Regions from separate parts of the Homo sapiens genome. Here region 1 is linked to region 2. Evidence: chromatin loops called from intact Hi-C (ENCODE). Cell type or tissue: endothelial cell of umbilical vein. All regions are shown on one strand.

Region 1 (8,000 bases), 360 kb after region 2:
GTAGAAAATCTGAGCTATAATAGAATGTGTTTATTTTGTTATGGAAAGAACAAAGTTCTACTCTAACAGATGCGTGTGCTATACTTCACAGCAGTTTGAAAATTAGAGAAAAATAAGTAAGACTTCCATTGTAACTCAAGACAATCAGAATGTAAAGGCTTGAAGAAAAGGGCCAAGCAAACCCCAAAAGATGACAAAATAGTAAGTAGCAACCAGAGGCAAAATGTGAGATGAAACATGATGCCTTCAGGAGTGGAACCTGAACATTTTAGTAGAATTAACAAAAATGAGCTCAAGAAAAGAAACCCAAAGCACTTCTTGGTTTTACTTTTGAAAAGTAGACACTGTAACAGAATCTGTTCACACTTTAACTAGGGGAAAAATTAGGAATCCTAGCCCAGGAAAATGTTTCTCCAGGATAATATTTTTCTAGGAAATGTCATATTCCTACTCTCTTCTTTTATTAAAACTAAATATCATACACTGTTGCCACAAGCTGAAATGACCCCTAGTGTTAGGAAATAGATTCCTTACAGTGAATCACAGGCACCAAATATCATCGATAGATACAATAATGTTAGCACACATTTTGTCTGTGCCTGTAATATAATAGGCTGCTTTAGTCAATACAAAAAGACACAATCAAAGCGTATGACAAAGGAAATCACTGTCCTTTTGCCCATTAAATAAAAGAATATCTAATCCTCAGAGCCACTCAAGCAATTTGAGATTCTTGTCATCCAGAAAGGACTTTGTTTTCATTATACAATATATATTTATAGCCATGAGTTATAGCAGATGTAGCTACAAGAAGGAAAAAGGAAAGATTTTTTAATAAAAATTCTGATAGCATCATCAAGGATAATGTGTGGAAGAATTTCAAAACAAGTTTCTTGAGTAATAAAGTTACTTATATATGGGAAATCCTAGCTTTTATGGTTAAATGGAAAAGTACTCAAGCTGTTTTAGCTGTGCAAATCATTAGCTACATCATAAGGAGACTCTAAAACTTAAGTATTTAAAAGTACTGTCTCATTAAACCTATACAAATGAATTCTATGGTAGCCACTTAATTTTTATATCTTAAAGAGCAAACTTTGAGATAGAAATATAATATTAAGGAATACAATTCCCACAGGGTATCAAAGAAGTACAACATGTACATTGTATACAGATCTCTTTACTAAGAAAAATATTGCTGAAAGAGGATTGCATTACAATTCAATAATTAATAAATAAACTCTACTATGATTCTTTTTGTATTTGTGTCATATAACCAAAGCTAGTAAATACCAATCAGTGTGGTTTATAGAAGCAAGGAGGGATTAAGACAAAAATTAACAAAAAACCTTCACTGATTATAATTAATGCAAAATGAAACATTAAAATACAAAATACAGGCATATACTTAAGCTTTTTAGAAAGTATCAGTCATAAATGAGACATATACTTATGTTAAAAATAAGAGGTTTTCTTTGCACTGCATTATTTATAAATGAAAAATAGAAAGAAATGAGAGTAAGAACTAATAATTTATAGATTTATGATACAGGTTAAAAAATAAAAATTACTTACCTAACATCCAAGAACAATGTAATTACATTCAGAAAATAAATAATACTACATACATATGCATATTAGAAATACAGAAAGCCACTTTCAAATACATGTTTTGAACTCTGCTCTGAGATTAATTTGAAAGCTTTCCTGGAAAAAAAAAAAATACCAACCTTCTTATGTGCTTATTGCTACCGGAGTAATTATCTAAGAAGAATATGCCATGATGATAAACTTCATTACTCAATAACATTAGTAAACATTAAAATATTTAAAGAATACTGTACTGCATTATGGTTTATTCTATTTAAATCTCACAATTATAGCAGTCTTTTCTAACTTGTATTGCTCTATGGAATGAATTGCTGGGATTTGATAATCTCCTGCTAATGCAAGCTGATATTACAGTCATATGACCTAATTAAACATTAGGATTCATATTTTAAATATATAATTACCAGAGTGTCATTTTTTTAAAATGTAATTACTGGTTTCTACTTTAATCGCAAAAATTGGTGTTCGTGTCAACAGACTAAGGAAAGTTTTCTGAAAAATGTCTTTTTTCTCTGATTGTAAAGAAACAATGAAAAATCTCAGTGTCAAAAACCATTATTAATATTATTTTCATGAAATAAATTCCCTTGTTTTTTATCATTGTGGAAATTTCTACTTCCAGGATTATATTACATGTCATTTCTTATTGTCACTTAAAATTCATTCATCTTTTCTTGTGGAAGTATATTTTCATTTTTGGCATTTAAGAAATTCACCTAACAATGCTAGCATGATATATAAGTGAAGAAACAAATTTCCATTATTTTAAAACAAAACAGACTCAAAGATTTGGGGCTTTGGGGAAGAATTTTTCATTTCTGAATTGCACAAAATCATTCATAATTATATCTTAGTGATTTCAATATCACAAATCCCTTCTGATTAGCCCTCTTAAAAAAAGAGACAAACCCGCTTCAGAATTGTTTAGCCCTGTTGGAAGCCCTGTCTTAGAGAATGACAGATTATGTAATTAAATTGAATCATGTATTTTCCATAGAAAGAAGGCATGATACTGGAACTGATGCAAGCTATATGCTCATTTCTATATTTAGACGCTCAACATCAACAGGTCAGCCCACTGACCAACCAACCAAGTTAAGGGATCATATGTAGCTTTTCCATTTAAAAAATATGGAAAGGCAGAAAAAGAAAGTGACTATAGAAATAGCTGATGAAATGTAACCCTTTTAAATAACCATTCTTCATCCCTTGAGTGAAAGAATGTCCCCACAAATAATATTTTCCCATTTAGGAGATTGATTTACTAACAGTGCAATATAGAAGTCTGGGGAAGCAGTTAAGTTTAGCATCAAAAATGGAGATCCAGGCAAGAAAGCAAAAACGCTAAGTTCACGGAGGAACACATGCCAAATACCTCCAAAAGTTTGTAAGTGAAAATACAAATGCGATATTTAAGAAAAATCCTGCTTTGTTTTTCAAATAAAAAGTGCAAACTAGAGATTACAAGGATAAACCAGATGTTACTGGGACTAAATCTAACACACACTAGCAGTAGCAAGGCAACAAATCACTAAAGGTTTCTCAGCATTTGGTTATTTTTATCTTTGCATGCAGGACAAGATTTCTTATCAGACTTTACTTCCAGAGTCTCTTAATTTATTTCTACTTTTCTGCCACCAACCACAATTGTAGTCCTAAGTACTCAGCTGTGCTGTATTTCGAAATCCTCAGCAGTGTCCTCTAAACTGAAAGTGTATATTCCATTTTACTTACACAATCACAAAGAGAAATCAGTGTCACAAAATCCCTTAAAATTAAGGGATCAAAAATAATTTATCAATAGTTGTACAAAATCCAGAATAAGTTGTCATTAGGCATGAATTACTACCAATCTTAGAATGATTGTTTTAAACTGGAAGCAATGGATTATTTAGAGACTTGGTGGCTAAATGTAGGTAGTTAAATATTGTAACTATTTGTTGTTCAAGTATTGAACATTACAGTTAACATAAAGAATAAACGGGACTGCATGAGGAATGGAAATATTAAAAGTATAAATGCAAACAGTTTGACACAAAAATCTATAATCCTAATAAATTTAACTGTAATTGTTTACTTTTTTCAGACCATGGGTAGATTTAATACAGATACACTGAGAGAACAATTTCCTTAGAGACCTATACACAAATAAATAAGCCCTGTCTAGTGTGTATAGGCGTCTAAGGAAATTGGCTAGAATAGGATAAATAGGATTTATCCCTTGAATTTGTACAAAATGATGTTGATTATGAATTCCTTACATATATACATGATGTGTGAATAATGTAATTAAAGATACGAAGTTTTTTTTAATGATTTCACAATTTTAACTAAATGCAGGTTTTAGACTGAAACAGCCTAAAGATTCGAAGTAAATTCTTGTTCCCAATATTTCTTTCATTTTACTCTTTAGAAATAACATAATTTTAATGGCATACTTTAATAACAAAGGTGAAAACTTCTGGATAGCTTTTGCTATTAAAATACCGTATGACCGAATTATCCTTTGATATTAGATAATTTAATTTATTAGAAGGATAAGCAGAAATTATGTTTTCCTAATGTTATTATTTCTCAAAAATAAAACTATCAAAATATTATAGAATTGTTTTTATAAAAAAAACAACAACAAACGAAAACCTACTCTGTCTTATACGAAGCTCAAACTACTGTTTCCACTGCGTGTAGTACTCTGCCACCTGGTGGATAATTGTGAAAAATCAGACAATGTGAGCATTTGGTTTCTCCTTTTTCCTTCTTTACCCACCGTTTCATAGAACCTATGAATTAAACTTCAATTTGACAATATGCCTATTGCTGTGGGAGACAGTGGCTGTAGGAGAGACTGGTTAGTCTACATGACTTATACATTTGCTTTTGCCTCATTTCAAAGCATCATTAAAAATTAGCCACAAAGATAAACAGGTTTGAATAATTTATTGGCAATTGTTAAGTATAATGAAATTAGCCAATATTTCTTGATCTCTGCAAAGTTATTTTCTCCAAAGAGTTAAGGACAGTTTATTTAAGTCTTATGATGTCACAGAAAATAGGTGGGAGTTGATATGAAAAGCTGAGGAATAAAAAAATTCATTAAATGAATATAATGAGACAGTATTTCAGTATATTAATATGAACATTCCCGCTGCTATATCACAGAGAAATGAACTTAGTAGACAGTTTTATATGTCATTTCTGTCAACACATCTCATGGACGATGTAAACTATAAGATCTAACCTTTGAATAATGATTATTTACTGATTATTATAGACTGATGAATAATTCTGTAATTTAAAAAGAGAAAATGCTGTCATGAACACACTTATTGCTTAGGAACTTTGTTTCTAAATGCCAGTCCCCACCGAAACGAATTGGGGTTCTTTGGCTGATTCTATGACTGGGGGAGATGAATGTACAAGATGAGCCTGGAAGGCCTCCTTGTGCAAGATAATGAGGAGATGCTCAAACACTGAAAGAGATACGTTAAAAGTAGACAGGGGTCAACTTGAATGGACTCCCACTGGTCAAATCTGGAATAATATGAACATTAAAATAAATAATGATAGCAATGGATTATAACCTTTTGAATCAAACAAGAATCCATGAGTTCATATGTGGGGAGAGTGTGTGAAAGCAAAGCTGTCTTTTAAAGTTGAATGCCAATTAATAAATGTAGAAGGAATAATGGAGGTAACAAATCATTATTTTGCAATCATAGTAATAACTTATTTGGAGAGGAATAATCAACAGATGCTGAAATTAGTGGGTAAAAGTTGGATAAAAATAGGTTATTTACATATTCTCAAAGTAGAGCATCCTTAAAATTTCTTATTAATTACAAAAGGGAAAATTACCATTAAACCTAGCAGACACCACATTAGCCAAGAGATCAAAGTTAACATAACCAATAATGGGACAAACTGAAATCCTGTACCCACTGAAGTCATGCTTTGACAAGAACACATCACTTATATAATATTCTTGCTCCAAATGCATAGTTTGAACCTAGTTAAAAATGAATATTAAAAATATAAATCGATGGCTATTAAATTTTCCTGTATTCTTCAAGCCTGTCAATGTTATCAAAGGCAGAGGCTTATAACCAATTATGTACTATTAAACAAGATTAAAGAAATATGAAACAAAATGCAATTCAGTTTATCCTACAAAGAATATCATTGGGACAAATGATGACATTTGGATAAGTTTTGCAGATTATATAATTATGTTGTATAACTGTTAGATTTCCTGATTTTATAATTTTTCTGAGATTATATGAGACTTTCCTGGTTCTAAAGAAATATACATTGAAATATTTAAGAGTGAAGAGTAAAATATATTTAACTTACTCTCAAAAGTTTGTATATTTATATGAGATTATTCATATGTACTGTATGTCTGTATATGAGAGAGAGAGAGAGAATGGTCACTCTGGGTAAAGTATATTCAGGAATTCTTAGTGCTATTATAACTTATTTGTAGATCTGAAGTTATTTCAAAATAAAAAGGCTTTCAAAAGGCTTGGTGTGAAAAAAGAAAGACAAGACCTATCATGTTTAGTCACAAGGTATATCTTGGAATACTAACATCTGGAAATTTGGATATTTTGTGAGATATAAAGAATAGTATTATGCATGTGTTTAGTGGCTTCTAAGCATCTTTTTTTTAACTTCAGTCATTTAACTTTATCAATTTCAAGATTCCTTCAAGAATTGAATAGTAATATAATTTGGTTAGGGATTTTGTCATTTGCTTATAAAATAATGAATTACATAATACTCATGAACTCTCCCAGCTACAATGCATTTATAAACCAGAATAGAAAGTAGTTGTTAAAAAAACAACAACGTCCAAGATGCTGGGGATATAAAAATATTGGAAAAACAGCTTTGTCCCTCAGTTAGTCAAAGTTTAATATGATGGTGGTGATGGATAGATATATATGTATGCAATTAATAGCTACCAAGAGATTTCTTGGTTTGTGTGGTTATGTAAGTATAAACAAAATGCTATGTATATATAGTACTGGGAAAGTGCTATGGAAAAACAGGAATGTAAGAAGTTAATTATGAAATGAGCTTTTAGGAAAGCTTCTCAAAAGAGTTAACATTTGAGCTGAGCCCTGATTGATGAGTAAAATTTAAAGAGCACTAAAGATCCTAGGCAAGTGCCAATACAAACAAAATCTTTAATAATGTTACTAGAAGGAAAGCTCTATGAAGGCAGAGTCCTTGTCCTGTTGCATGTGACTGACATATAGTGGGTGCTCAAAAAATATTTGTCATGTAAATGAATAAATAATAAAAATGGCATGTAAACAATCTGGTTATTGAGAAATAGTTCACTTTCTTCTTGCATGGTTTAGATTTGGTGGTGGTGAGGACATTCTTTTCAATTATCCTTGGAATAGCTAAAGAACATAGATCATTTCTATAATATACAAGTGTATGAAAGGTTTGTGTAAATATAATTTATTGAAATATCTGGGAAAAGGTATATAGAAAGAAATAATTATTAGAACCTTTAAATAATCTGCCTCTGATTTGAAAATGAACCAAAAAGAACTAGAAATAATTAAATATAATCTTTGAAATGTAAAACTCAATGGACTATCTAGGCAGTAGATTAGACACAGTTGAAGAGGGTATGAGTTAACTAAACAATAACCCGAGTGAATGACACAGAATGACACACATAGAGATGAAGAGAAGCTGGTGAAGGGGGATGAAAAGATTAGACAATATGGAGAATAGGCCCATAAGTAGGTATAATATAGGACTAATAGACTAATAGTTACAGGAGAGAACAGAATTGAAGAGAGATGAAGAGAGGCATGAAATATGGATTTTAGTCAAGAAACATCAATCTTGGCTTATCAATTGTAACAAAAAGTCCCACACTAATGTAAGATGTAGGATATATAAGATAAAGGATATCATGTGTGGGCAGATGAAGTGGGTACATGGGAACTATCTGAACTTTTTCTCTCAATTTTTCTGTAAACCTAAAACTGTTCCAAAAAATGTTATTAAAATAGATGAATAAATAAATAAAATTTGCAATGAGTTAAAGTTATAGTTTAAATTCAACCACATTAAAGGCAAAACCAAAAAGGGCTCATAAATTCTTGCTTGGCAAGAATAGAATGCATAAAAACCCAGGACATTAAAGGACTGTTAAGTTTAAAAACATTAGCATTTGTGAATATTAAAATCCTATTGCATTAGAGAAGCGTGAATGTTGACAGAAGCCCAGTAGAGTATGGAAAGAAGAGGCTTGAAGGTCAAAGCCCATTTTTAAAAGCCAAAAATCATAACTAAAAAATAGTCACTATTATACACCTTATATGGGAGTGTAATATTTACTCCCCGCAACTCCAGTCAAATTA
Region 2 (8,000 bases):
CACCCTAAAAATGGATCCAATGACTAAAATAGGAAAGTAAATGACTGTGAGATATGGCTTTTGCTCAACTATTCCATAATAAAGACTATGTGTCTATCGAATTAGAACTACGGTCCAACATGTTTTTCTGCAATATATAAAAGGTACTTCGAAGCTGAAAGTTTTACTGACTTCTAATTACAGTTATGTGTCTCTTTCCAAAGCATTAATGAGAGTCTCATTTTGATGACATTCAAAAAGTTTTGGTCTTTACAAGAACTTAGAACTTACATGCTCACTATAGACAATATTTAAAATAATGAAAACAGAAAGAAATCTGAGGAAATCTGAATAAATAATATTAACAATGTTAAATACTGCCTTGGAAATAAAAAAAGCATTTTCCTTATATTTTTTTCCTAAAATGGGACCAACCAGTATAAAGTTTAGATGAACAGGCTTCCTTTAAAATTCCACTGTTTAGGGCCTTCTGTATTTCAATCTTACCCAGGATTTTGTTTTGTTTTGTTTTTAAAGCTAGGCTTTAGGGGAAGAGCCATGGCCTCTCTCTTACTCCCTCCTAAAGCCAGACCTGGTTGTCACGTTTTTTCAAAGTTCACTTCCCTCCTAAAATGTCTGTTTATCTTCCATTTCTTTGCCAGGGAGTAAAGTAAGGTGAAGAGAGGAGATTCTGGAGACTATAAACCTACTATTAATCTAATCTGTGTATGTCTAAACATACAACTTGGACCAAGCCAGAAAAACTACCCGAAGGACAGAGCACTGAAGTTATTGGACAAGGTAATCAATGCATCTAACTCCTGTCATACTTTTCTAACTCCATTTTATTTGCCTCACAAGATAGTGTTTTTCTATATTAGTTACACCCTAAAATAATATTTCTATACTAGGTCTAACTTTTTTTTTTAAATCAGTGACTCAAGTTAAACTCAAACTTTTCTGCAGGAAGTACTCAAAACGGAAAATAAAGGTTAATAATTCAGTTTTTGTCAATCATATAGTATCAAACTTTAGTTAGAAATTACACACTAAAGAATACAAGAAGTGGTACAATAATACTGTACATGGAAGGCTTCATTGGGAGGACTCCTGCCCTATTACAAAGGAAAGCTTTATGTAACTCACTTAACTTAGATTTTTATGCAATACAAAGATATATAATATATAAATGTATACAAGATTAACACTAGAAACTATTATCTATTTCAGAGGTTGTGTTAAATGTCACTTCATCATAACCCTTCTATATCTTCTCTGCTGTGAAGTGTTAGAGCCTTCATAGGTCTACTCAGAAACATTCTTAAAGATTACGGTAATTATTGAGAGGGCTCATTAAAAATAGGATGCTAGTTTTAACCCAAAAGATGATTTTGCAATATCCAAAATGCTCAGTTTTAGAAACATTGAAAGTGGAATCTTAAGAATGCAGATTTAAAGAGAAAGCCAATGTTAATTTGCCAGCTTTAAGAATCAACCACCAAGTAAGATTAATTTAGTCATTTTTAAATCTTTTTACCAAAACTTCTTCTGGCATTTTCTCTAGGTTTTATCTATAGGGTAGCATTCCCATTTTACAGATGAAGAAGCTTTGTATGTTGAGGTAGAAACTTAAAGAAACCCACTAACACGAATTTTGAACACATACTCTCCATAATTAATCCTTTTGAAAACCTAAGCAGGGTGGGGAGAGAATAGAAAGTGAACTGGTTTGCTACTAATTCAGTGTAGGAGAGACCATTATTTTAAATAGTGGTTTTAAAAAGCTATTTAAGTTGAAACCCCATGATATTCTGATTAAGACACATGGGACCATGATCTGCACTGAGGTGGATAACTGTGGCCTGCCAAAATTTCTACTCCAAAATTCCCCCACAATATTTTAAGAGAAAAGTAAAACAAATTAAGACAATCAACTCTCAAACCACACTTGAAACACTTCTTCCCAGGCTGTGTGTGTCTAACTTTATATCAATTTCCATTTTCTCCCCAAGCACTCAAGATGATGTAACAACAGCATTGAGTGGCCTAGAAGTATTAAACCTTAATAAGAGCAGGAATATATTGAAATGGTTTTTATTTAAATGGACCTATAAACTTTAACTTTGGAAAAGCCTCAGGTAACTGTAAAAAAACATAGGACTGTATTTTTAAAATTTGTCCAGAAAAGATCCTTTAAGCTACTTTACAGTGGCTTTCACCAAAAGAGACACTGCAAAAGGGAATCAGTTAATACATACCAACTTAAAATTCTTCTAAGCAGTCATGGGCGTGGGCGTCACTGGGGTGGAGAGACCACAGTCCGTTTAGAGGGAACAAAGATGTTTAAGAAAGGAATAATTCGGGGCTGGGTGAAAAATAACTAAGCAGGTTTCTGTCTCAGAATGGATAAGGGTTTTTCCACTTCCCTTCCACTACAAGCCAGTGGCTGACTCCAGCGCATCCACACACATCCGGCGCGTCCAGACCAGGATGTGTCACACATTAGCTGTTTTGCAACGACATAGAAGAGTCTGGGATTTCTTCTCACTTTATCCCACCGCATGAGTTGCCCTAAACTGGGCTGATTTTCTGCAAAAGCCTACAACCTTCACCCAGAACTTGAACGGAAAGGTTGGTGGGAGGAACATTACTCTTTTCCCAGAGCTCCCACGCTAAGCCCGCTCCCCTTGGGCCTCGCACCCGAGGCCCTATCCTACCTTGAGAAGGTATTTGTCCACGATCTCCAGGCCGCAACTGTTGCACACACACTTGCCAGGAGGGCAGCCGGAGCCCGAGGCCATGGACCGGGGCGAGGACGACGGGGACAGCGGGGCCGAGGAGGAGCACGAGTCCTCGTCCCCCGCTCCCTCGGGGCTCACCTGCAGGAAACCGCGAGGCGCAGGCGGTTCTAGACCCCTCCTCCCCTTCGCATCCCACCTACCCACAAGGGCGCCCCCACCGCCTCCCCTCCCTTCCCCCTGGCCACCCCACCCCACCCCCAGCTTCTTGAGGTCACGATTCTCGCCCTCTTCCCCGAGTCCAAGCTCTGGCTACGCACCCGCTGGGGCTGCCGACCCCTGACCTATTCGGACCCCAGAAGTCTTGCGGCCCTGCCCTCCTCGCGGGCCAGCTAAGCTTCCCACCCCACCCAGACCCTCTCCGCCCCGTCCTCTGTCTGCTGCAGGAGGGGCCAGCTGGGCCCTGGAAGGAGCGCGGGGACAGCGGCCCTTCGTCCTGCGCCGCCTCCCCACGGCCAGTCTTGCCAGCACGCGAGCCCCTCCGCACTCACCAGTCCCTCTTCCCCGGCGCCTTTGCGAGTCCTCCCGGCCGCCAGGGCTGTAGTCCGCCCGCACTCCTCTGACATGAGCCCCTGACACTGCGGAGTAGGAGGGGGAGAAAGTATGGAGAAACAGATCAGAAGTTCCGAGCGTGCTGCCCGCCCCAGCCTCGGCGCGGGGAGCGAGCTAATGAAGGCCCTCAGAGTGCGGGGCAGCGCGTGCAGCCGTCACGGCGCCTGAGCCCGGGCGCCGCGGGCGGGCTGGCGCGCAGCCTCCTTCGCTGGCCGCTGGCGGCCGCCACCCGAGCGCTGGTAGCTCGTCCCGCGCTCCCCGGGCTCCGGGTCTCCGGCGCTCACCCGGGCACGTCGGTTCCCCGCCCCCCCGCCGGGGATAACAAGTTAATAACAATCATCCCCTCACAAAGCTCTTTCTTTCCAGACGTCAATCATAGCGGAGCGGGGAACACCGGGCTAAAGGGGGTGCGGGGCAGTGGGAGGTGGAGTGCGAGAGAAGAAAAGAGGATTGAGGAGGGGGTGGGAGAAGAAACTAGATTTCTTTAATAACCTCAATTAAAAGAGCAAGACACATATATATTTTAAAAAGGGGGCTTTTTGAATAGGATAGCCCGAAAGGTGAAGAGGTTTAATAGGATACTTGAAAGCTAATTACAGCGGGATTTAAGAAGCCTGGTGTTTGTTCCGATGACAATTTGAATGAAAATGCTTCAGATTAAACCGAGCCAGCAGCTCTTTCGTAAACTTACAGCAATTAGAGTGGCGAGTGATTTACACTCGTTTCTTTAAGGTGTAAATTGCCACTTATTGCTCAGTAAGTCAACATTTGAGCTACTAAAGGATTATTTTTAACCAGCGCAAAAAGCGGGTAGAATAATGGAAAATATCCAGCTGAATTTAATTTGTGCCATTAAAAGAACTCACCCAACCTCTGACAAAATGTTTTAAAGAAACAACGCGCGTTACTCAAGTGTTTCCAAGTATTTGCTGGAGTTTTGTTCTTAAACGAAAACGCAGCGTCCCTGGGCTTAGACCGCTTTCGTTTCCAAAAACTCTAGCTCGGGGGCGGGTGGGTACCCCGAACTCGAGCGGCTCGCACTTCTGCATTTCTGACTGTTCGCCTCCCCTTCTCCCTCCCTCTGGAAGCACCAGGCAAGATACCAACCTGGGGGCCTCCCGGACCGTCGGCCGAGACCCTCCCTTTCTGGGGTGCGCTCCCTACGCGGGACCCAGCGTAGCTGCACTGAGGCCGCGTCCTCACACACAAAGGGCGTTTAAACAGAACAGCTCCGCTTTCGCCTGGTGTCCCCAACCGGCTTCGGAGCAAAGAAATAGTCAGGGGCGCCCCGCGCGCGTCCTGCTGAGGCCCTCAGACAGGCTGCAGATGATTTCAAACTTAAAACACCAAATACCCACAGGTCCTGCCTCCCGAGTGAGGTGAGAGCTTGTCAGCTTCCCCAGTCTACTCAGACAAACCGCGTGACTCGTTTTGTGCCCTGCGGTTTTCTTTTGGCATTTTAGGTAAAATGGCTCTCCCGGCAAGCCCAGGGATCCCGGAGGCCTTTCTGGAGCCCCGCAGAGGGAGGTGTGCCTCAGGGCAGGCAAGTGTCCGCGGGCAGCCGAACGAAACGAGCCAGGTCTCCGGTTCCACCCGACAGCCGCCCAGTCCTCCCGACCCACTCTCCCGGACCGCCACGATCACCACAGCAAATAGAACAAAAGCACGACTCACATGGACCTGAGAGCGCCTTAGGCTCGAGGCTTCATCTCCCAAATTACAGTCTCCATGTCTCAGGTTAAGTGAGCTTTTGGGGAGGGAGTGCAATGATTACTGACTAACGCTACTACGTAATAAAAAAAAAAAATTGCCAGGTCTGAAGATGAGGCCGTTACAGGTAGTTTCTGAACCTTGTTTAGGAGCCCAAACAACTCGAGTTTCAAGGACACTGCGATTCAGCTGGTCTGGCCAGGCGTCGGCTCGCTCACCTTCTCAGGGGGAACTGCCAGCTCCGGCACGTCCTTTGCTACTAGTTTACACACAAACATCTGATCGTTCTTCCAATACATGGCACTGCTAGGGCTGCTTATCACATACCAACTCCAGAGGGTCAGAGGCTGTCCGTGTCTGCCGATCTCCCCCCTCCCCCGCCCCGATCCACTAATAAAAGCTGATGCCGAGAAGGATAATGCTACAAGTGTGTCTTCGTCCAAAGAGGCCGCTGTGGCCTGACCACTTTCTGATGAACCGTTCTTAAAATTCCTTTCCCAGCTTCACTGAGCTCTGAGTGAAGTGAGCACTGAGCTTTTCCTGAGTCCCTCCAGGAAAAGAAAAAAAAAAAAGTTTTGTTTTCCAGAGGGTGGAACCTAATATAAAGGAAGGGGGCGTGTGGGGGAAAGTCTTTCCTGGAGAAATTGCTTCGCCTCTTTCAGGAAAACCCGCCTTCTCTACATGTTAAAATCTTTATCAGAACACGCCAACTGACTTCAGGTTTAGTACTAAAGAAAAAAAAATTGGGGGATGTCCTGTTAACTTGACTTTAAAAAATCTGCTGTCTGCATTTGCCATAACTTTTAAATTCTCGCTCCCCAACCCAAACCTAAACAAAGATTCAGGTTACATCTCTTTCTGCAGCAAGCAGAAGGGGAAGTGGAGGTCTGGGTGACTTGAAAGTTTTAGTCATTCTCTTGAAACTCGCAGCTGTCCGGTGTAGCCGAGGAATGCCACCGCTCCTGGCAGCCTGGGAGCTGACTTATCTAGCAGTTCGCGCTCCCTTTCCGAAAAGTTTTCTCATTAAGATAAAGAAGGAACATCTGAGCAACACAAAAGCTTATGATTTGCGACTAGATTTGAAATCAAGGCTACAAGAAAGACAAAAGTATGTTGCTAATGAGTATTGCTCTTTCATCTCCTAGACAAAATGTAAGCCCGAGCAGCCTTGTCTTCTGCCTCAAGTTCTGACTGCGGGGCGGGGAAGCGGCGGAGGGAGGTATTCAGGGTACCTTAATTTTGATTAAGATTGGAAGGTGTGTTTGTTTAAACAGACTCTTTGTGGTATAAACTTTATTTCATTATTTAGTGTATAAAGACAAATTTGGTTAAAAGATTATTTTTAAATGATTTTTGTTTCCATTTAAAAAGCTAAACTTCTGAAACTAAGAAGATCTAGGAGTCTATTTCTTAAAGGCCTTTAACAGAATCATAGGATTTTGCTTTAATTAGATGGAAATATATATGTAAAACACACACACGCACACACACATATCTTATCTCCTTGCCTTATTTGTATAGAAGAAAAAGAGCGAAATGATCTTGCCCAGACCCCAGCTCGGTCAGCAGCCGGCTAGCGGAGGAGATAGATAGCCTTTCCTGTGATGAAGTGAGCCTGTGTAAGAGTCTGGGACCGAGTTACCACTACAAATTTAGTTTTTCCTCCATTGCATTTTTCTCCCATAAACACTAGAGTCTTCAGAGCATTTTCCTATCGCCATTGTTTTTCTTTTCGCGCAGCTGCGCACAAGTTAATATTAGCCATCCCCCTGCCGGTCCTCTCTGGGAGATCTCGTTTAAATTTACTGAGCGAAGGGAGGAGGACGATATAATTAATCTGTGCCCTCTTAGAAAATTGAAAGATTGGGGTGGACTGACTTTTCAAAAAGCTAACTTGTGCGTGGGAACCAGAAAGACTTGTGTTTTTCATCAAATGCAGAAATCGGTATTGGGGGTGGTGGAGAAATTCACATAATGCATTTTCCATGAAATAGCATCGTTGTGGAGACCGCTCTTCCGAATGGAAAGTCAGAGTCGTGCAGAACATTGGCGCCATCAGGTCGTGTATAGAGCAGGATTTCGTTGAAAGTGGAATTAAACATAAAGGTCCGGTTTGGATATTTAATTACAGTGTGTGTGTGTGTGTGTGTGTGTGTGTGTGTTAGGGTTTAAAGTGAATCTGGGGTACTGTCTGGCTACTATCGAGGAGAATTTATCGCGCGGGTCATTTGGAGATCCAGAGAGAGCTGGAGCTGTGTTAGGGAAGCAGGGCGGGGGTGCGGGCATTTATGCGGTCTTTCCACCCACCCTCGCCTAATCAGGCGGCTCTCAGTCAGGTTTTCAAAATACTAACCTTGATCTAAGAGCGTCTATCTCTGCATAAGTGGAGAAAATGATTCATTTTTAGAGGTTTCTGGGCTTGGGGAAGAAGAATGGTCGTCAGACAGGAGCAGAAGACGTGAAAGATTGGTCTGGCCTCGCTTTACTCCAGGCGCCTTGTGGGATGCTGACCTGTCCCGGGGTGCAGCTGCGCGCACCCCTCCTTGAGCTGTAAGCCTCTGGGCGGTGAGTCAATTTCTATGTCCTGGGCGGTATAAGCCTTTGGCTGGGGGTCGAGTGTGCAAGAAGAGGGGAATGTGTTTGCTATGAATCCCAGGGCTGATCGTCCTGTCGGTCTGGGGTCCAACGACCTTCTGACCTTTTGTCAGGGGTGGGCGTACGAAGGTATAGCTTCTTCCTGGTGGCCCGGTTCCCTGGAGCTCGCGTCACGCCTCTTACCCACGCTCATCCTCGGCTGGGGCAACGGAAAAGTTATCTTCCTACTTTACAGGGGTGCGCTAAAAATCAAAAGAGTTTTTGTTTGTTTGTTTGGTCTTAGTAATGAGGGTTTTTAGCCCAAACGCCAATTGATTCCAATTTTGAACGAAGACTCTGATCAAAAAAACATCATCTTATGTGTCC

Evidence for each region. Hi-C counts contacts between places; a loop is a spot of excess contacts. Peaks named below come from ENCODE experiments on the same cell type or tissue, not always from the same donor. Only the 100,000 strongest peaks of a DNase experiment are listed, where the experiment ranks them.
Region 1: it touches region 2 in a loop (2.5-fold over the local background); 4 of 110 quality-filtered maps call a loop at or near these places.

The regions. Positions count from the first base shown.
Region 1 is chr1:74,768,430-74,776,429 of GRCh38, reverse strand. No RefSeq gene overlaps it. Among named protein-coding and RNA genes, the nearest start is that of TYW3, 39 kb to the right of the region's middle. In endothelial cell of umbilical vein, a CTCF peak has its summit at 4,336 (motif pointing left); a DNase peak (open chromatin) is centred at 4,309; H3K27me3 peaks cover 765 bases.
Region 2 is chr1:75,131,958-75,139,957 of GRCh38, reverse strand. LHX8 (LIM homeobox 8) reads right to left here and starts at 5,570. Exons shown (of 9, transcript NM_001256114.2): 1 at 5,004-5,570; 2 at 3,269-3,355; 3 at 2,697-2,858. The coding sequence starts at 3,343. LHX8-AS1 (LHX8 antisense RNA 1) reads left to right here and starts at 7,382. Exons shown (of 2, transcript NR_187397.1): 1 at 7,382-7,604. RefSeq lists enhancers at 4,753-5,265, 7,423-8,000. In endothelial cell of umbilical vein, no CTCF peak of the experiment used is centred here; a DNase peak (open chromatin) is centred at 4,157; H3K27me3 peaks cover 6,947 bases.